2 separate regions of the Mus musculus genome follow, and region 1 is linked to region 2. A link is a loop called in an ENCODE intact Hi-C map of the cell type or tissue named here. Cell type or tissue: heart. All regions are shown on one strand. Each heading gives the region's core, and the rest is flanking DNA. Links, peaks and the distances in the headings are about the cores only.

Evidence for each region. Peaks named below come from ENCODE experiments on the same cell type or tissue, not always from the same donor. Only the 100,000 strongest peaks of a DNase experiment are listed, where the experiment ranks them.
Region 1: a loop joins it to region 2, with 2.5 times the contacts of the local background. A loop is called at or near these places in 4 of 42 quality-filtered maps.

Annotation. Positions count from the first base shown.
Region 1 is chr4:76,363,169-76,373,789 of GRCm38, forward strand. All of the region lies in intron 10 of Ptprd (protein tyrosine phosphatase, receptor type, D), which reads right to left. Among named protein-coding and RNA genes, the nearest start is that of Gm46893, 30 kb to the left of the region's middle. In heart, for the core only: a CTCF peak has its summit at 8,581 (motif pointing left); no DNase peak of the experiment used is centred there.
Region 2 is chr4:76,441,346-76,451,966 of GRCm38, forward strand. All of the region lies in intron 10 of Ptprd (protein tyrosine phosphatase, receptor type, D), which reads right to left. Gm42303 (predicted gene, 42303) reads left to right here and starts at 9,547. Exons shown (of 2, transcript NR_168523.1): 1 at 9,547-10,186. In heart, for the core only: a CTCF peak has its summit at 6,260; a DNase peak (open chromatin) is centred at 8,646; H3K4me3 peaks cover 3,147 bases; H3K27ac peaks cover 2,699 bases.

The DNA.
Region 1 (10,621 bases), core at 960-8,959, 79 kb before region 2:
TTTCTTTTCTTTTTTTTTTTTTACAGATTGGGGTTTGGTTATGCTTTGTTTACCTTCCTAGCAAGAATAAAGGCCTTGGGCAACATTTAATTAAGATGCTCTGGGAGCTTTCCTGCTTCCTGAGGTAGGACTGGGGATGCTGAGATAGTGTTCTCCTTAGAGATAAGGAATGGATAACTTTAACTCTCAAAACAGTGTATAGAACAAAGTCATGTCCCCGCAAAGGCCAATTAGGTAAGGCATCGCAGTGAATTGCTATGGAATATTTGAGTGCTTGGACTTAGAGGAGAAACTGGAAAGCCTCCACTGCATGCTGTTTCTATTACCTCAATTAGAAGCGACAAACATCTAAGACCAAATAATCAGTAACGATGAATGATTATTTTAAGTAACATAAACTACTACTTTCACAAGTAGCATGCTGTTTACTTTACATTGCAGAATGACCAAAGATGCGGCAAGGTTACTCTGACAGCTGTATGAAAACCATGAAACACAGCTGTAGGTAAACCATGAAACAGAAAAGAAAAGCTCTTAGGCAGAAACATGGCTGAATGGTTAGTCCAGGCATTCAGTCATCAGAAAGAACTCCTACCCTTAAGTTATCACTTAAAGCATTCCTGTTAAGTATGAAGGCCTAAAATAAAAATGAAACAGAGGCATTGCCCAAATGGGTAATAACACATTCACCCGCTGCTCTATTTCCTCTGGGAATAGGCCTGCATTAACAGGGAAATGGCTTCAGGGTAGACTTGTAGTAATTAAGAGCAGGATATTTTTATGCAACCTTACAAATTATTGCTATGCTTCTTCTCCCCAGCTGTGCAAAGCAAAACCACTCTGTAGCCTAACAAAAGACTTTTTATAATTTGGGCATGATTTGAGAGTTACTGGTTCTGCTAACAGTCCTAAAACTATCCTGAGAATGTTGTTTGAGCAAGACATACTTTAATTTTAAATGCTAAGACTTTGCCAGCTTAAGTGTTTTGTTTTGTTTTGTTTTTATACACGGCATGAAAGTCAGTGATTATAAAGGTGTATTGTTTTGTTTTATTGTTGGTGGTTGTGGTGGGCTTTTTGTTGTTCTGTTTTTGTTTGTTTTGTTTTGTTTTGTTTTGTTGAAACAGGGGTTCTCTGTGTAGCCCTGGATGTCCTGTGCACACCAGGCTGGCTTCAAACTCAGAGTCCCACCTGCCAGACTCTCACGGGTTAGAATTAAACATATGGATCACCACTCCTGTAGCATATTCCATTTAATTTGTTACAGTTATTTCCTATGTGTGTATGTTCATGGAGATGAGAGGCAACGTAAGTGGGGCTGGTTCTCGCCTCAGACCATGGGGACTGAACTCAGGTCATCAGGGTTGGCCACAGGGAACCTTAACTATTGAGCCCAAGGCTACATTTTATAAAAATCCTTAGTTATCTCACTTTCTGATTTCTATAGCTTTATTTTTCTTTTGCCAAAGACATGGTCCTATGAATCTACTCTGAATGAGTGATTTCAAGCAGAGTGTATAATGCTTATGCTTTTAATCCATCTGTTATTTTAATCCAACTGACAGGATTTAGAGACACTTTGGAGGTAGACCTCCGGGTATACGCGAGTATTTAGCTGAGGACTGAAGACTCATCCTAAGTATGGGGATCACCATCATGAGGTTTCATGTTCTTGACTGACAGGAAACAAACAAACCCCCAGGAAAATGGGAGAATGTAGGCTAAGCATCAGCTGTCATATCTCCCTGTTTCTTGAGTAAAGAGATCAGTGTGACTACTGCCTCATGCTCCCGCCTCTATGCCCTCTTGCCTTTCAACCTGGGATACACACGAAATCTTTCCTTTCCAAGTTTGCTTTGTATCAACTACTTAGTCAAAGCAATAAGAAAATAAGCTAGTATACATCCCAGAACCTACCATAAAGAATATCCACACCAAGAGAAACCTGTGAGCCCACACAGCCTGGGTGCTTTCCATGTACCTATGGTGACAGTTTCACTGTAAGACTTCTCCTCTCTGAGCCATATTTTTATCACATAAAACTGAAGAAAAAATATGAAGTTCCTCAGTATATTGAGTTACAACAGTCATTGAAAATTACGTAGGAGAACAAGCCCCTTTATGCCCACATGGAGAGGAAACACAGGTGTACATAATAAGGTATTGAAACACGACTTAATAAATATTGATAGCTAGATGTGATAAGAAACAGTGTTATGAATTACTAAGAATATGGAGCTGTTAATAATGCCAAATGATGTAATTCCAATCCATTCTCTTTTCTATGTATACATCTAGTTCTTTTCACTTTGGAACTTCCACATTAGCCACAGTAAACGTGGGCATCCCTCGGCACTTCACATACCTTCTCACTTATCCCTCAACTAGGCCAATCTCATGAACTTTCAGGACGAATTAGCATTATCACAAAGGTCTGGGGAAGGGAGCTACAAAGAAGCCGAAAATGAATGTGTATTCCTAAAAGGAATTTCCTTCTTGATTATCTGGAAAATTTAAAGCTAGTATCTACTTCCAATGAGTGTTAAATGTTCTACTACATATAATATCACCAAGGACCACCTTCTACACACAGACCCTTCCCCATGGACACACAAACATACATACATGCATGTGCATGCCCAAATGAGAAAGACAGAGACAGAGAACCACATGACCAATTGCCATCTCCTCACACACACTGTAGAGATGAAAAGGAAAAGAAAGAAGAGAGGAGAGAGAGAAAGAAGACCACATCACCAAGGGCCATCTACACACACACACACACACACACACACACACACACACACACACAGCCAGAAATGCCACTATCTCCTCAGCCACTTCAAGCTTGCCTTTTAATCAGCACAGCAAACAAGCTTCGCTGCCTCAGGCTGGCGTTCCACAAACTCAGCCAAATCCTGGGGTTTTGTGAATGCTGCAGTCAGCAGGCCAAGGAGACATATTTGCTCACACATTATGTTCCTGGGCAAAATAGAAAAACTCGCAAAAATTCAAACACTGTTTTTATATGCAGTTCATAATCTGGACACAAGTTCCTGAAGGGGTTTAGATTGCATACTGTCCTACTCAGACAGCCAAACGATTAACATTTTCATTTGAACATATCCGGAGAAGTCCAAAGAAAATGTCCAGAGCAGTTTCTGACAAGCTAAAATGCCTTAGTTTTTATCTGAGATGGTAAACACTACTTCTGAGTCACAGAGGTGCCACAGGTTCTCAGTTGGGAAGACTTGTGGAGTGAAAAGACCTGAGTGATAGCTCTTAAATGAATATTAATTATCATTAAGGCCCAGATATAGTGTCCCCCAAAAAACTGAGATCAGAAACAGAAACAAGAATCCCTGTAACTCAGTTTCTTCATGCCCAGCTAAGAAAGATGACATAAAAAAATAGGCTTGGCAATGGTTTGACTCATGTTTATTATTGAGATACATTCGATCAGTCTCTCTTGTGCTTGGCTCTGCACATCTCGGTCAGTCTTGTTATTGATCAGTTTGGGCAGATATTGTAAGTATAAATTAACATGCTCCAGTGAAAAACCCCACGGGAGCCATTACTCTGGGAAGAAATCCTCTTCTATGTTCAGCTATAATTACAAGCAGGATTCAGGGACGGTGTGGGGGAGAGAGTAGCTGTTTTATTCCCAGTCATTCTTTGATGTCCCTGAGTGTGAGACTCTACAATTTATGACTCAAAATATGTTTTGCCTTGGTGCACCTTCAGACTGAAGGGATGGCACAAGAAATACAATTTATTGTCAGCAGCTGGCAATCAGCTGTCAAGAAGTGCATTGTTTATCTGAAGAATCTTGGGAGTCCAGGGGCTGCTCTTTAATTGACTTTGGTGAGGCCTCCAGAAGGCTTAGAGGCTGCCTGTGAAGCCTGAGGTGCAGGAGTCTCTTAATCCATATTAGTTTAAATTATCAGTCTCAAAGAAAGTACCCTTAGGGGATGAAGGTATTAAGTTGAAGACGAGACAAGGTCGGGAGACCTGCACCCTCCCTCGGGAAAAGACATATTTATGACAAATGGAAAGAAGGGAACTAACGTGAAATCACAACCAATTAATAAAGGAAAAGGACCAACGGGAAAGGCACATTAGGCAAAGCACTAAACAAAGTGTAAAACAGCCAAACTGCACATTCCTCTAGTTTCCTAAGGTTAGGTTACATAGTGCACTGTATTCATATTCTACAATAATGAACTCCACGGAGGTTTCATAATTAAATGAACTCAGAAGCTCGTAATCATATTGTGCAGAGTATGTGAGGAGATCAGACTGTTGCACAACGATACAAACTATGCTCACAGCCTGCACTGAACACCCTTTCTGGAAGGGCACAGTATAGACCCTATCTCTAAAGTCCAAAAACTTCTGACAAAGAGAAACAGTTCATTGTATGTCCTTACACAGTTCAGCAGGTGGATCCAACCAACAATATGTCCATATGAGTTTCCAGTTAGGCAACTTAAAAGTGCTGTGTTTGTAGATAATGTTAATTTTCTCCTATAACAATGAATGTAAATAATGTTTACACAATAATAGTGTCTAACATAGTTTTACATATGTACATACTGTGGAATGGCAAAACTTAGCATATCTATTGCTTCCCATCTTCTCTGTGTTAAAGAACATTTAAAAATGTATTCTTAGCAATTCTCAAGTATAGAATGCACTGTGATTAACTCTTGTCACCATGTTGCATAACAGATCTCCTGAACTTTTTCACCTGCTTAAATGGAATTTTGTAACCCCAATTTCTTCAAAAACCTGGCTATAACACACCCAACTCATCCTTTTTAATAATACATATTAAAGGACATTCCAACCTATCTCAGTACAAAGACAGCTTCAAGAAAACTCACATATTAATGCTTTGTATTTCTTTTTCATATTAAATTCAACAATTTAAATAATAATAAAATAATCTCAAACCAGTATGAGGTAAAAATTTACTTCAAAATAAGTTTCTTCTCTAAGTCTTGAATATTTCTCTCCACCAAGTAACCTTCCCTAACCATCCCTGAAGATTCCACTGCAGAAGCAAGCCAAACCCTGACCCCCCCCAAGTGAAGCAAATTAAAGCACATAAACACGATCAGAATATTAAATAACGAGTGAATAATATGATTGATAATAACTTACCAATCACAAAATTAATGTTAATGTCCATAAGGTGATCAATGTTAAAACCAGAACACAAATATGTACCTACAAAATGATTTTTAATTATGTAAAACACAAAGTACATTTGTGCACTGACACTCAGAAGTCAATGGATAATGGCATACATCCAGGAAATGGCATCAGGCACAGTGTTTGTTGAGTGTATTTCCCAATAAGTTAGAGGCTTTTCGCCTTAGTAAGTCTCTAAGTGAGAATGACTGGTGTTTTCAACCAAGAAATATGAAGTCCTTAGCTTAATTTGCTAGATAGTTTTCTAAATCTATATGCCTGATTTCATTTTTACCTTCAAGTAACTCTGTAGGGTAAATACCATTATTAGCACCATTTTGCAGATAAGGAAACCAAGGCTTGCTGAAGTTACAGAACTTGCCTAGGGTGATACTGTGACAGAGATAGGAATTAAGCCCTCTGTCATGCTGACAAAGTTGCTCAAGGTGAAGCCAGCAGAGTTTCACTTGAGAGTGGCCAATAGTTTGGGTTTTTTATGCTGTTGCATTGACAAAAGGCTCTGGTCCATTTTCACATCAAGTGCTGCTCTAATGACTGAGGTTTGTTGTGGGATTTTCAAGGCCACTCATAGGCTATAGGAACCAAAGATAGGACAAAAACAGCAGGTAAGGAAATATTAACTTCCAAAAAGAAACACTGAAAACCTGAGTACCAGGATACGTCATATTCACATCACTGAGTCAGGACTTTGCCTCCTAATGCACCTTAAAGTTTTTATTTTACTCTCATATCCAGGTTCCTCTGCAGTTCACAGAAGGTGCATGCACCTGACCTCTAATGATAACTCACCCTCCATCCTAATGCTATTCTGAAGCTGTAAAACCATGAATTAGCAACAAATCCCCCACTCTTTGCCCCTTCAGCCCTTGGAGTTTAACTCCTCTCACATTACAGTATTTATTGAATTTCCCAGCCAAACGGTGTTCTGCTCCATAAAATTCTGACAAGTGGACTCTGCCAAGCTAATAATGGCTTCATTCTGCTGAAATAAACTTATTTCACTGCGGCAAACAAAACGCCATGACCTGGAAAGGTTATTTTTAACTGGGTAATGACTCAGTCCCAACCAAGCATTTCCCTCAAGGTTCCCTGTTTTAAATAAGTTACATTTCTTAAATATAAATGTATGTTATTATGTATGTTCTTGTCTGTCAATCTTCCACAATAAAGTGAAAGTGGATATTTTCATTGCTTAAAGTGTTTGATTCCATTATTCAATAGCTGGTGAGCTTATCAGAGCAGCTGTCCTGAGCTCCTGTCCTACAGAATCACCCAAAGAACCGGGGAGGAAAATAGATAAATAAAAGTGCAAAGTTCTTTTAAAGCAGAATCTCGGTTTGGCTCTGAGTTTGCTTTCAAATTCTTTAAATTCCGAACCATTTTCCAAAGTGCCTCTCAAAAATGGCTTTCTTATCACACTATTTTTTAAAATGTGAATAAATCTTGCTAAGGTCGCTTAGGCTGTTTACCAAATAAAGGTATACCCGGACAGATTTATCTGTATCCTCATTAACTAACATTTTACCTAGTTCTTACATCACCCTCAAACACACAAATTGAAAAGCAAATCCAACTTCAATTTTCTCCATACTGTTTTTAGGTTTCAGAGTGATCACCGTACTGTAAGATACGCAAAATCAAACAAATGAAGAAACAGAAACAAATGCCATGATGAGGTCAAATTTTCTCCAAGTTTCAAATGATCAGGGAGTCCAAAGGCTCAATTACAACAGCTGGGATCTTGTACCAACATGCTGCACCCTGCCAGCCCTGCCTTCTGAGACTAATAAAAGAGAAAAACCCTTGACAGAGAACAGCTGGGCTCCTTATGAAGCTGTTCAATAGAAATGAGGAGGCCACCCACAGCCCACCAGAACTCATGGCTGAGTGTGTAGGCACAAAAGCACAAAAAGAAGTCTGGTAAGATGGAACATGTATTTAAAAGAGACTGAAACCAAGAAATGGCAGTGACTAATGCGGGAGAGTTGCTGATTTCCATAGTAAAACGGTGTTACAGTCAAATCTGGCAAAGCTAGCATAGACAGGAGCCATAAGGCTAACTGAACAGAAACTTCATTCGTGCAGAAGGGAATATAGAAAATTTTAATCTGACTAGGGTCTCTGAAGACAGGATCTTTTGGTGAATTCCCTTAGCTGTGGTTCTGCCCAAACCTGAATACCCTTTGGATGACCTATAGTGGGTTTTCAATCTTTCAGTAAAAGGTTGCAATATAAAATGCCTTCCTAGTGCTTCCTGCCAATTCCTCTGCCACCAGATTGCAGAGGGCCTTGGCTACCAACAAGAACTTTCCCAGTCAAAGCCATGCCACAGAACCATTGTCAATTAGCCAAAGGAATAAAGGGCATGGAAAAAAAAATCATCAAGCCACACATGGAGATTGCAAAGTGGGTGGTGGCTACACTGTGCATAAATCCTTCACGTGAATGAAATCAGGGTTTCATGCTAGGTAAGTTAAGGTTAGATGTGCAAACTTAGGGAAACTACCATCAGAAACACAGCAAAAGCACACAGAACCCCAAAACTCTCCAGTCATTTTGGAAAGAAAACCAGGCAAGTTTCTAGGCATACGAGAAAGAAAACAAAAGCTATTACCCTTTTCCTGAATACCATGTTCTTTTAAGACTATATAAGTCACCTTTAATTGTTAAAAATGGGTCACAAACACCAGAGTTTGAGAAGGCATTTAACTTAGTGGTGTGTGTGTATGTACGAGAGAGAGAGAGAGAGAGAGAGAGAGAGAGAGAGAGAGAGAGAGAGAGAGAGAGAGAGATTTGATTTTGGCTTTGTTAGTCAACATAGAGAATGTTACAGGATCACCTAAAACAAATAATGAAGCTGAACATTGTGGTCATTTCCACCTTTACATGTGCTAGAAAATAATTTGCTTTTGAGATGTGTCCCAGAATCAAAATACAGAAAGGGTTGGAATTACATGCTTGAAGATGCATGGGAATAAATATGAATGTCTTTTTATGAAGAACTATGAAGTGATTCTTGATGCCCAAGTCTATTATCTGTCCTGAGATTCTTATGCCTCAAAATGACACAAGCTTGGTTCCCAGTACTTAATGGCAGGTAGTTCATAGCCACCTGTAACTTCAAAGGATCCAAAGTATTCTTTTGGGCTCATTAGGCACCTACACTCACATACACATAACTACATACAGGCATACATAGTTTTAAAATAACAAAATATGGGACTAGGGAGATGGCTCAGCAGCTAAGAGCATTGGCTGCTTTTCCAGAGAACTCTGGTTCAAGTCCCAGCATTCACATGCAACCTCACAATTGGTTCTTACTCCAGTCCTATGGTATCTGATGCCCTCTTCTGGCCTCCAAAGCACCATGCACATGAGATACATAGACATATAAGCACGCAAAATATCAATACACATAAAATAAATAATGATAAATAGATAAAATCAAATCAATATTGGTTCTAGAGAAAGTTCAATCATCAAGAACATTTATTGCTCTTGTAGAGGACCTGGGATTGGCTCCCAGCACGCAACTGATGTCTCACAACCATCTGTAACATTAGTTCTAGGGTTTCTGACACCCTATTCTTCTGCATGTACCAGGCATGCAAGGGATGTACATAAAGACATGCAGCAGACTAAACAGTTAAAACATAGAGTAAAATAAAACAAATACATTTTAGAATAAATGAAAATAAAAAAATTCTCAACTTTCTTAATGCTGCAACCCCTTAATACAGTTCCTTATGAGATTATGACCCACAACCTAAAATTACTTTTTTTGTTACTCTATAAACTGTAATTTTGCTACTGTTATGAATCATATGTAATTACCTGATATACAAGATAGCTGATATGAACCCCTGTGGAAGGTTCATTCTTCCCACAAAGGGGTTGCAACCAACAGGTTGAGAACCACTGTTTTAGAGGAAATCAGCATCTACTTTTCATGCACAATAGCAACACGGAGTCAAAGCTGCTTTTACTAATATGGTTTCCCCAATATTTGAAGTGAGAGTACAACTGTCTTCATCCTTTTTTTTCTTGCTTATTAAAGACAGTAACAACAACAACAACAACAACAACAACAACAACAACAACAAAACCAAAAAAACCCAACAGTTAAAACTGAGCTGGAAACTTCTTTCCTGCTGGCTAGCTTTCATGGTACTGGAAAGTGCTATGAAAGTTGCTGGAGGACAAATTCATCTATGATCTTATCCAACATAGCAGTATGCATGCTACAGTACCAACATTCTGGGCAAGATGTGCCAACTTGTACAACAGTAGCACTGCTGTTTTGAGGATGGACCTGATTTATAGGAGTGAATAACTCAAGCCATCTACTACTGATGTTTTACAAAATGGGCATGCAACTGAATACCATGTAAGTATTTGTACTTATAAACATAGACAAGTCATGCTTTCAGCCTTGGTCAGATAATCTTCTTTTTGAAGTGACAGAGCCTCATACATGGACAAACTGTCAAGAACAAATGACTGTTGCATCTGTATTTTTTTCTCTAAGAACCAGGGAGCACTGTGGAAATGGCGTAGGAAAAATATTAAGAGAAGGATGAGGAGAAAATGAAAACTATATTCTAGATAGGTATGAATGTTGTGATCATTAACTCACAGCAGCCTTGGCTACCTACTCTGGACCTGCTCAAAATGAGTCCTTTAGTATTACATCACAGGTGACAGAGGACCTTATGAGTTTCCCCACCCTGCTACTGGCAGGTAATGGGAATTATTTTCTTTAGTGATATAGCCACTGCTATGTTGTCTATGCTCCAAGTAAAGAGTCTTCTGCTCATGGTCCTACAAGAAACTCTAGATATACAGGTGAAGCAAGCAATGCACACATATGCATCCTCTCTCTCTCTCTCTCTCTCTCTCTCTCTCTCTCTTTCTCTCTCTCCCTCCCTCCCTCCCTCACTCACTCCACCCCTCCCTCACACACAAAGACTTAAAAAGTACATTGGAAAGAACGGTTTCAGAGAGTAGAACAAATAAGAGATGGTAATGAAGGTATCTATATAATTAAAATATGGTGAGAACATGTTCCCCTTTCAACCACTTTGATTCTAATTCATTTGGCATGTATAATTTTTGCCTCTGTCTTCCTTATTCAGGAGCCTCACCAGTAAGGTACCACTGTTTTCCCATAAAGTGGGGAAGGAACCTGAATAAAGCCTTTTCCTACTGAATATTTTCATGTTTATTGAACAGTGGGAGAGGGTAGAAAAATGGGTCAGAAAAGAAATGGCTGTGGCTATAGCACAGTGTTCTTGAGATGGCAGACAGAAAGAGAAGGACAACAAAAATGCAGGGAGGCATCTAGTGCCAACTAGATCTTCAACAGGCATGCTCCTTTTTCTTTCCTTCTCTGCACATCTTTCTG
Region 2 (10,621 bases), core at 1,739-9,738:
CCAAAGAAACTGAACTTGCTTGCCATGTGTGAGATATATTTTTTAACTTTTGTTTTTTGTTCTGTTTTGTTCTTTTGTTTTTTTGTTTTGATTTTTGATTTTTTTTTGTTTTTTTGGTTTTCTTTTTTTTTTGTACACAAGAAAGAGGAGCTTAAGTGTGAAACAGATAGTTTAGTTGCTTACACTGCCTGACATAATTCTGGCCCTCATAATACCTTGAGCTCTCAATCTTGAGCTCAGTCCTAAACAGTTTTTCTTCCTCTGAAACTGTAACATAGAAATACTAATTAATGAGCATTTAATATACATAATATTAGTTTAGGGATTAGATGTAATACTGAAAGGAAGGAACCAAACAGAATGTCTAGCACCGCAGTAAGTACTCAGTACATTTTATCAACTACCACTAACAGCAACTACCACTAACATGACCACGAAAACACGGTGATCACTATCATTAGTGATCAATATCAACAATACTAATGGAAGTTTTCTCCAAAGAGGAATGCTGAATTCTTTCTCAAGAGTCCCAAGTTTTTTCAAGGGACTCAGCCTAGGGCATCCACATAACTTAGGCTGCCACTAAGCTATATCTCCTGTACCTCCAGCTTATCATCATAGGCATATATTTACAGTGGTTCTCAACCTCCCTAATTCTGTGACCGTTGAATACAGTTCCTCATGTTGTGGTGCCCCTCCCCATTACAAAATTATTTAATCACTGTAATTCTGCTACTATAATGAATGTTCATGTAAATATCCAATATATATGGTAATCTGATACGGGACCTTTATGGGGGTTGCAACCCAGAGACTGAGCACCTTTGGCTTATGATGAATTTATTCTTTACATTCATGATTTAAATTAAATACAACTCAAATTCAAATCCTTAGTTCCATTCAATCCAAAGAAAAAGACAGAGTAAGTGAGTTGGGCATTAGTTGGTTAGACAACACTTAGAAAGACTTCAATGATCACAAATTGATACAATAGACATAGAGGAAAGAGGGATTCTTGGAATCATATCTGAGAAGCAGAAAATCCCACGGCAGACACTCCCAAGATAGTTCAGGATCTGCTCTTGCTCAAAAACAGGTCACCTTGGGGCTCTGAGTGAGAAAGCTGGCAGGACATGCAAATTACAGTCAGCCTGCAGAGGACTGTGTCAGCTGTTGATGGGGAGTTTGCTCTTGATTGTATAGACAAGGGGAAAAGAAAATGCCACATTTCAGAAAAGAAGAGAGAGAAAACACTAAGACAACATGGAAAGCTATTTATGGGCTGCAGAACATCCAAGCACATGGTAAAGTCAGAAAGGGAAAGGAAGCCATACAATAAAGAAATTCCAGGAATAGAACTACAGAACTGGATAACAAGAAGGGAAGAAGATAGGTGCAAAGGATGACACCAAATTTCCTTCCGGAGGGCTAAATCAGATGAGGTGTGGTGTGAAGGAAAATGACTACAAATACTGTATGGGAGATATTATTTAGAGTTTATTATTCAGAGCTCGTGATTCAGGAAAGCCTTTTATTGACAACGATCCGTCCAGCTGATAGAAATTTAGGATAGGTACTTGAGGAGTGCTATGAAATCTACTTTCAGGGTAATCTATGCAGAAACTGTTGGTTCTATGCTAACTTGACAGGAATATCCCAGGAGACAGCAGAGGAGAATCTGAGAAGATTAATCAATATTCAAAGAGTTTATAATAGAGATGGAAGCTAGGAGGCCTGAACATCACAGGAAAGGAGAATCCATGAAGAGAAGAAAGCAAGAATCAAGGAAAGAGCTCAGAGCAGTACCCACCCGTGGGAGCCTCCGATAGAAGTTGTTTTCAACATTTTTTTTCTTGTCGGGAACTACTATAATCCTCCAAGGAAAAATAAATAAAACTGATTACATGAACAGTAAGTAGATTTGGAGTATTTAAGGTATTTCTAGGTTATTATTCCCTGCTAGTCAAAAAATCATGAGAAAGATTAGACTAAGGTATAAAAACAGATCTGAGGAATCAGACTGAACCATTTCAACCAGAGAAGAATGAATTGGTAAGGTCCCCCCCTTTAAAAACCTTTAAGAATATGTCGATTAAAATACAACATGGAGGAGATATGTTTCCCAGGGAGTTGAGGGCCTATGTGTGAAAAAAGAAATGATTAGTGCCATTCAATATTTCGTTGTAGTGAACGCTGGGGAGGATGGAAAATAATCGTATGGTAAACACTAAACAAATGTCTTTTGACCTATAATAGGACACTGTGTCGGTATTTGATGTGGCTAGTCTCATTTCTTCCTGTGGAACTGTGCTGGTGGGTCTTAGGGAAAGACAGAATGCAGTAAGTAAATTCCTATCTTCCATCAACACATTTGACCTCAGAGCAAACCCCACAACTGGCTACAGGCACCACCATCCATCACCGCTCTTGAAACTGGATCTTTGAGGAAAAGACAGCTGCACTGGGCAAGGGCTGAGCAGCTTTCTAAGATGCAGTGCACTTTTTTCAAAGCACTTATTTTGGTTTAGTATTTTAATTAACTGCGTTTCTAAGCATTTCTTTCCCCAAAACTGCAGTTCCACATCAACAGCTATCCTTGGGAATCTATTAATTCATTCTTGACTTTTAAAGGAAATGCTCCCCGTACATTCTAGGCAAAGTCATTTCTAGCTTTTAGTTTGAAAGCTTTTCTGAGATAGTGGTGTACTGAGGCATGCTAATATGCACAGACTGCAATGAACACGCTGGGCAAGAAAGATTGTTCTAGGATATGCAGTGATTACAACAAATATACACCAGAAAGCAGAGGAGGAGGGAAGGATGTAGACACCTACATCCAACAGATCTGAGTTTTAAATCAGTCAACAATTAAACATGTGCCTAGCATGAAGCATACACATGGCTAACACATATAGAGCTTACATAGGTCCTTTTTTCACCTTAAAAAATAAGAATTGTTTATTACACTGTTAGCTGGACTGTCATCGTTTGGGTGGTTATTCTCTCTTCCTTAGAGATGGTGAAACTGAGACTCTCAAATGCTGCCTCCCACCCCAGGGAGAATGTGATAGGACTGAGAGCCTGAGTTTCCCTTAGAGAAAACCTATTGCCATCCATCTTTTCAAAGGCTGGAGAAAAAATAAATAGATATAGATGTAGATAGATAGATAGATAGATAGATAGATAGATAGATAGATAGATAGATAGATAGATAGATAGAGAGATAGATAGATAGAGAGATGATAGATTAGAGTGAGTTGACATTACATAGGAATTTCTGATACCTTGCTATCCAATGCTTACAGTTGATCATTCTATTTATTTTAAAATACAATTTCCACAAATCTCCAAACAGATCCAAGAAACTTTTTAAAAATTACAATCAATTCCTCAACCTCAATTTCTTTCATTAGCTACTGCTACATTAGCTCAAAGGTTGGCTTTTTTTTGTTGCTCTTTAAAGACAATTAAGATTTTGTAAATTCAATTAATTTCAAGAAGCTGATGGATTTACGAATGTTAAAGCCAGTAAACAGCAACATGAGAGGGCTATGAATCTCCTGACACTGTTATCTGAAGGTCAACCCTCAGCAAAGAGGCAGTCTTTCTGGTCAGTGAGCGCAAAGCACCATGACAAAGCCTAGGCTCAAATGGTGCTCTGCTATGGGACTCGGTTCTTAACACTCTGTTGTCAGTGCCACACAGCCATTGGTAGTGTTGGGGGAGAGGATCACCTAAGTGGTTGGTCCATTACTGTCGGCTGGTCTGCCTGTATCCATGACCTAGCCCTTACAGACAGAAAAAGCTGCTTTTGCTTTCCAAATGATTTTTGTCAATTTATTGCCTGTTACATACAGAAATTTGACTTAGGGAACAGAAGATCATGGTTAAAGAGCCATGAAAGGCATTCCTTCAAAAAATATTGATATAGACTGATTGATTAAGTATATCAGCATCAAACAGAACTAATTCAAATTGGCCACTGAATTATCTTGAGCGAGAAGACTCTGCAAGCATCATCTCGGGCCATTTCTCCCGAGTTGCTTTGAGAGGGGTGGCAATATGAATGAACAGAATTTTAAGTGACTTTAATGTCAAGTCTTAATGCCCAAGTCTTAAAAATACTTTCATTAATAAAATATTAATAGAAAGAAATGAAATCAGCTAGCTGCATAAAAACATCCGTGATTTGTTAATCAGGAAACAAGGAGCTAACAGTTTAAGGAAATTTCATGTTATGTGCCTGGTCAGAAAGCTGCCTTGTGTGCTCCAAACTCACCATTTTATCATGGCATTAATATTTAGGTTTCATTAAGTCAGAGACTGCTACAAAATATGAGCATTTGCTCTTTGACCTTGCCAAGACTTACAACATGAAAAAAAAACCCTCTCAATTTTTACACTGGATGCTATAATTTTATGAGATGAGCAATCAGTGAACGCAAGCCATGTATTCTTTTAGCTGTCTTTCCTTAGAGCTTAACTGTGAAAAACTTAAATATACTTCTCCTTTTTTAAAAAATAGAAGGGAAATTTCGACAATTTCCTTGTTGAAATATACTCAAACCAAGGATGACATTTTCATAAGCATTACCAATTCCTGATTAGAAGCAAATGAGATTATCCATAGGGGATATCCAAAGCAAACCCATCCTTTAGTAGAAATGTTACTGTAATACAAAACCCACAGACACTTAGGCACGTGACACCTGTTCACCAAAAGTCACTGGCAAATACTATCTACGTAATCTCCTTCCACATTACCAAACTACTTCAGTGAAGTATTATTACACAGGGATCCCCAGTCTCATAGTCTACAAAAAATAACTCCTCTCCTTGGTCCTCTTTGGCAAATTAGTGATAATATAAATCAGAAGGTTTTAAAGTACTGATTTTGCTTGAGGCCACAAACTACCTTTGTGCCACCACAATTAAACACCTTTCCTTAGGGACGTTCTGAACAGTACATGGATTAAACAAGAAAGAATAAAGAAATCCACGAGGCAGTAAGAAATTACCAATAAATCTGGTTTAACACAATCTCTCTTACTCATATTGACCTTCTCAATTAAAAATGGCTGTCTTTTTTTTTTATAAAATATGGGACTTATCAAATACACACTGGAAAACTGGGCATTATTATCTTTATACTTAGTTCTTTAGTATCTGGATTAGTAACTGCAAGTGTGTTTTGTAGCCACCCTCTTAAGTATTGTACATCAAAGATAAAGTTCTTTCAAAGAAACTTTGGGTACAAGAACTAAGGGCCATTGCCATTTGTATAGATGTCAAAGTTGCCTTTAATAAGTCTAAAGTTCTCAGGACACAAGAAAGCTACAACTTTAGACTACCTACAAATACATGCTGAAATTAGCTAGGGATGCTTTAATTAAAAAAAAAAAAAAAAACCTTAAAGAATCGATATTCTGTAGGGTGGCATTTTTCATATAAGATGGTGTTGATAATTCCACATTTATCCTCTAAAATACAGAGTCGTTCAGTGCCATGATAGAACATGTAAGTCTGAAGGAATCCAATATGGAAATATTTACAGTGTGTTCTATAAAGAACCACCCCTTTCAATTTGAAAAACTGAATATCAACAAAAAGATCAGTGTAAGTAGACTTGACATTACTGTCTAATGTCATCAGGATTGGCACAGCTGATCGATTTCAAATTTTTGAACATGACACTAAAAAATGTATACAGCACCCTCAGTCCATGTCACTCAAGTGCTCAGTGAACTCCACTTAGAGCTGCAGCGTCTCCTTCCTCACAAACTTATACAGCACTTTTAAAAGCATTCCAATCACACTGTTAATCTGTGTGCATACTTCCTTTAAAGTAACTCTGCTTCCTTTGTCTTCTAAACCTGCCTTGTGTAAGCAATATCCTTATCAGACCAATTAGGAAAAGTTATTTATGTTTTCTTTTCTTGTTTTATTTTACCATAAACTAAGAAACAGGCATTGAATAAGAATCTGCATAAGTATTTTTTTTTTTGTTTCAGAGTCTATATGAAAAATCACCCTAATACCAGAGTACCATAGATTACCTAAATAAAATTCTTGAAATATCCTTTAATCAGCCTTCACAGCTAATGTCAGAGCATGGGTTGGGGATTTTCAAAAGGAAAAAGAAAAAAACTTACAGAACTGCCTACTTGAATTTTTCTTAAATGTCTTCTAGGAAGGGTTTGTGTAAGCCATAGCAGGGTGTCTCCTGAATATAAGAACAGTTATACAGGCCCCTAGTGGCTTAGCAAATAGCAGCAGTTGAGGGGAATCCAATTTTTAGTTCTAGACTTTGGGGTATTTTGGTTTTAAATGAGTGTGTATCTTAAAAAGCTTGTCAAATAATGGCATGCAGTATTTTAAGCAGTTTTGTATCTATAATTACATACATACTCATATTTATATATATACATAAATGCATATGTACATATATGCATTTAGTTACTTATATTAATTGTCCAACTTCACTGGCCAAGAATTTTTGCCATATAACTGCCACAAAAGGAGAGTTGACACATCTGCCTCTTTACATGTCATCAGAAAGTATTATCTCAGCCATCTGCCTTAAAATACATCTGAGGGCCACTTTTCCTATTTGAGTCCCGTTTCTATTGTGTCACCATTACTAAGGGTTTTCTATTAAGTGCTCATTATTTTAAATTAGATAGGCATATCTAAATGACATGTTTATGGTTGTAGGAATCTCAATGTGTTTCCCATAACAGTACCTATTTAAAAATATTTACAATTAATAACACCCTTTAATTCTCCATTCCCTTGTGTCTTTCCTTCACAAAAGAAAATTCCAGGCAGGCACATTTACAGCTTTTAGCAATTTTTAACTGGACACAATCTGACAGCTGAATTCATGAAACTGACCAGCTTGTCAATTTCACACTTTGAAAGTACAATAATAGCTGATAACATGCGGGTGAATTTAAAAAAATCTGTCACAAAATTGCTAGCTCCATTGAAAAGGACAGTACAGTACATAATTATGGGAGGCAGGAGGTAGGGAAAATTTTATTGTCCATTTAGGAGATCTGTTTCAAGAATTTGGATACAGAGCATAGAAAATGTGCTTCCTCTTTGGTACAATATCTGTGGGGCCATATAGGAGATCTGTTCAAAGGAGGATAATGTCTACTAAGCTTCATGAACATCAACAGTGCTTTCACAGTTGGGATCATTTAAAGATTCGTTTCAATCAGAATGTTTTGAGTTTGGGTATATCATCCTGGATTTGCATTAAGTTGAGACCGTATTGTGTGCACTCTGAGACAGAGAAATAGGCACACCATCAGAAGTACCTCTGGTTGAAGGGAGTCAGGGTAGCTGTGCTACAGACCGGCAAAAAGAATACACCAAAGTCCGCATTTGTAGCTAATTACAACCTCAAATCTGTGAACTAAGCAGTCACTAGTTACTAAAGGGCTCAAAATGTGTGAGTTGCTGCCTCTTAATTCGCTAGCATTGACGATCTGAGCACGTAAAAGAGAAAAGATAAACAGTTTAGGAGCAACTACTGGGCCAGCGATCCCTCAGGAATTTTCCAGGGTATTTACGGTGCAGATTGTAGATGAGGCTGGGGGATATAACCCAGTCAAAGAAACCCAGGCAACAGGAGATGTTAGGCAAGTAGAGTACTGGGAGGAGAACTGGAAACAACACAAGTGGGTTGAGATAGTCGGGGTTTTGAAGAACGGCACTACTATTTGTAATTTAAAACACACGATTAATGAAAACCAAGCTCATACTTACTGGGGAAAAAAAAACCTAAGCGGAACTAAAACTGACTTCACTTGTTAAAGATTTAAAATAAAATCAACGTCGCGGAGAAGAACCAGGGCAAGTTTTTGTTGTTGTTTTTAACATGTCTATAGAAAAGCCTACAATCAGCGTGTAGCAAAGCTAAGGATCTTTGGTTGGGAGCTTTCTTTTTGAATTGTTTCCTACTACTTCAACTCTTCATAATAAATTATGCGTTTCCTTCGCCTGGAGCGAGTGTGTGTGAGTACACCAGATTCCCGCAGCAGACCTAAAGCTTCGACCGGGCCACAGAAAGCGCTCCAAACAATCCCCCTCCCGCAGGCAGCTGCGGACCCTCGAGTGTCTCCTATTTTTCCTTCTCCGCACGAGTTCAGAGCAGAGAATCCAAAATAGCCCTCCAGAAACGGCCGCTGCCGCCCGGGGCAGATCGCCGACCCCCGGCTGACCAGGGTCCGGAGCGGAGTCGCTCCGGGCACTCGGGGGTCCCAGGCTCCAGAACCCGGACGGCTTACCTGCTCACGTCGGCTCGGGGCAGCCGCCGCCCGCGCCGCTCCCAGCACCGCGCTCCAGCCCTCCGAGGCCGCGCCGCCTCCGGGCGGCCGCTCAGTCCCGCAGCCGCCGCCGCCCAGCCCGCGCGGCAGCCGCAAGTGGCGAGTCCGCGGGAGTCCCGGCCGTGCCTCCGAGCGCCCCGCCTCCCTTTGCCAGCGCCGTGTCCTCGGCCCTGGCGCCCGCCGCTCGCCGCCGCTCCCGCTCCTCCCGCTGTTCCACGCTCCTCCCGCTCCTCCACGCTGCTCCGCGCCCTCCTCCTCCTCCTCGCGCGCGGCTGCTCCGGCGCGCTGCTGGGGGGTCCGGCCGCGTCTCGCCTCCTCCCTCCGCCTCTCCCGTTTCCTCCTTCCTGCTGCTGCTGCCGCCGCTGCTGCTTTTAAAGCAGATTCTTTGGCCACAAATAGCAACTCGGCTGCCCCCCTCAGCGCCTCCCTCCGGTTCTTGTCTTCTTCCCCCCAAAAGTGAAGCGCGAGCGAGATAACCCGATACTGAGGCCCGCTGGGGTGAGGGGAGCGAGCGAAGGGTGCTCGCAGCTCGGGAGTGGGGTCCTGATTGCACCGGCCAGGGCCAGGACAGAGTGGCCAGCCCACACCTTGAACCTGGCGGGAACCTGGCGGTCACAGTTGCCGGCGAGGTGGCTCGGTTAGGGGAATGCAATGAGGGAGCTCAAGAAAGTAATTTTCTAGGCTTCTCTCTTTGTTTCCTTGACTGGGTGATTTCTAAAATCCTCATAACTGCTGGAGATCCCACGGAATCGCTGTGCCCAACGCTTGGGGATTGTGTGTGTGTGCCGTCTGCGCCCGAGTGTGAGTGTGGGTGCGTCCCGGGCGTAGAGAGCCAGTCCGCTGCGCCCGCTGGCGAACCTTCAATCCGGACGGCAATCCGGACGGCAGACTCACTGAGGGTCACAGAGCTGGAGTAAGGAGGAACAGGCTGGAGAGCCGGGCGAGGAGGCGCGTGTACACACACACACACACACACACACACACACACACACACACAGAGAGAGAGAGAGAGAGAGAGAGAGAGAGAGAGAGAGAGAGAGACCCCACAACACACACAAAACACAGCGCGTGCGCGCGCACACAAGCACGAGGGAGGGAGAGAGAGAGAGAGAGAGAGAGAGAGAGAGAGAGAGAGTAGAGAAGAGGAGGGGAGGGGGCGGGGTGACGTCACTCCCCAATATCCATCCACCCAGCCAGAAAAGACCCTCTCAGATTCACTCAACTCATCCCGGTGCACACATATGCACACCCGGGCTCTTCCCGCTCTGCTTCCTGAAGCATAGGAGGAAGAAAGGCTGGTCGCGCCCTATTCAAAGCAGTTGAATAATACAAGGGGCGTTCATTGATGAGACTGAGTTGTGTCTATCCCAGTTCACCTTGGCAGCCTCCTTCTCGGACTTTTTTAGGATCCTCACTTTGAAGGCAGAGAGGAAGGAAGGGAAGTACCCAAATCTTGGTGTGAGAACTCTTAGGGTGCTTTCAGCTACTTGCTCTTACATTAGCAAAGCACTGCTATCTGACTTTCGCGAAAGACAACAAAAACCTCTCCAGACAGGCACCAGTTGTTGGACCAGGGTGGATAAGGTGCCTGGTGCGGATTGCTAGCTAAAAGACGTGGTGTTTAACCTTCTTCCCTACTCATACGATCTCCAGCATGTGGGGGAAGTCAGCAGCTAGAAGCCTCCATTGGCAACCGGCCCATCAAAATTCATTAGGAACACCATGAGAAAGGTCAAGTGAAGTGAAGCCTGGGCCTTCAAGCCACCTCCACTGCTCATTCTGTGTTCAGGCCAGCCAATGCAAACAACACTTACTCCTGCAGACTCCGAACAGTCTTGGAAGGAGCAAAGGTAAGCAGACCCTTTTAGAAGCAACCTAGAGGTCCCGTATCTAGCATCCTGACTGTTGCCTCTAGCTGCCTGCATTTTTGCTTCAATCCTCTGCATGCCATGCACTTGAAATTACTGAATACTGAAGTCAGTATTCCTCTGCCCACCGAACACTGCAAAAAGAAGGCATACCATTTGGAAGGGGTCTTATAAGGTGTCATTCTGTTTCTCAACATGTTGGGAGTAAAGGAACAACTCCGACCAACTCTTCCTTATTTTTTTTTACCTCCTTTTTCTCCTCTTTGAATGGTTAGCCTTACTGTGAGATCCAGAAAGAAGTGCATTATTGCGTGAGTTCCAAGCCATGTTTAACCAAGTTTTGGATGGAACACACTGAAAGCTTGAGCAGAGACTATGAACTGCTGTTACTTCTGCCCTCAGAGTTAATCTAGAAAT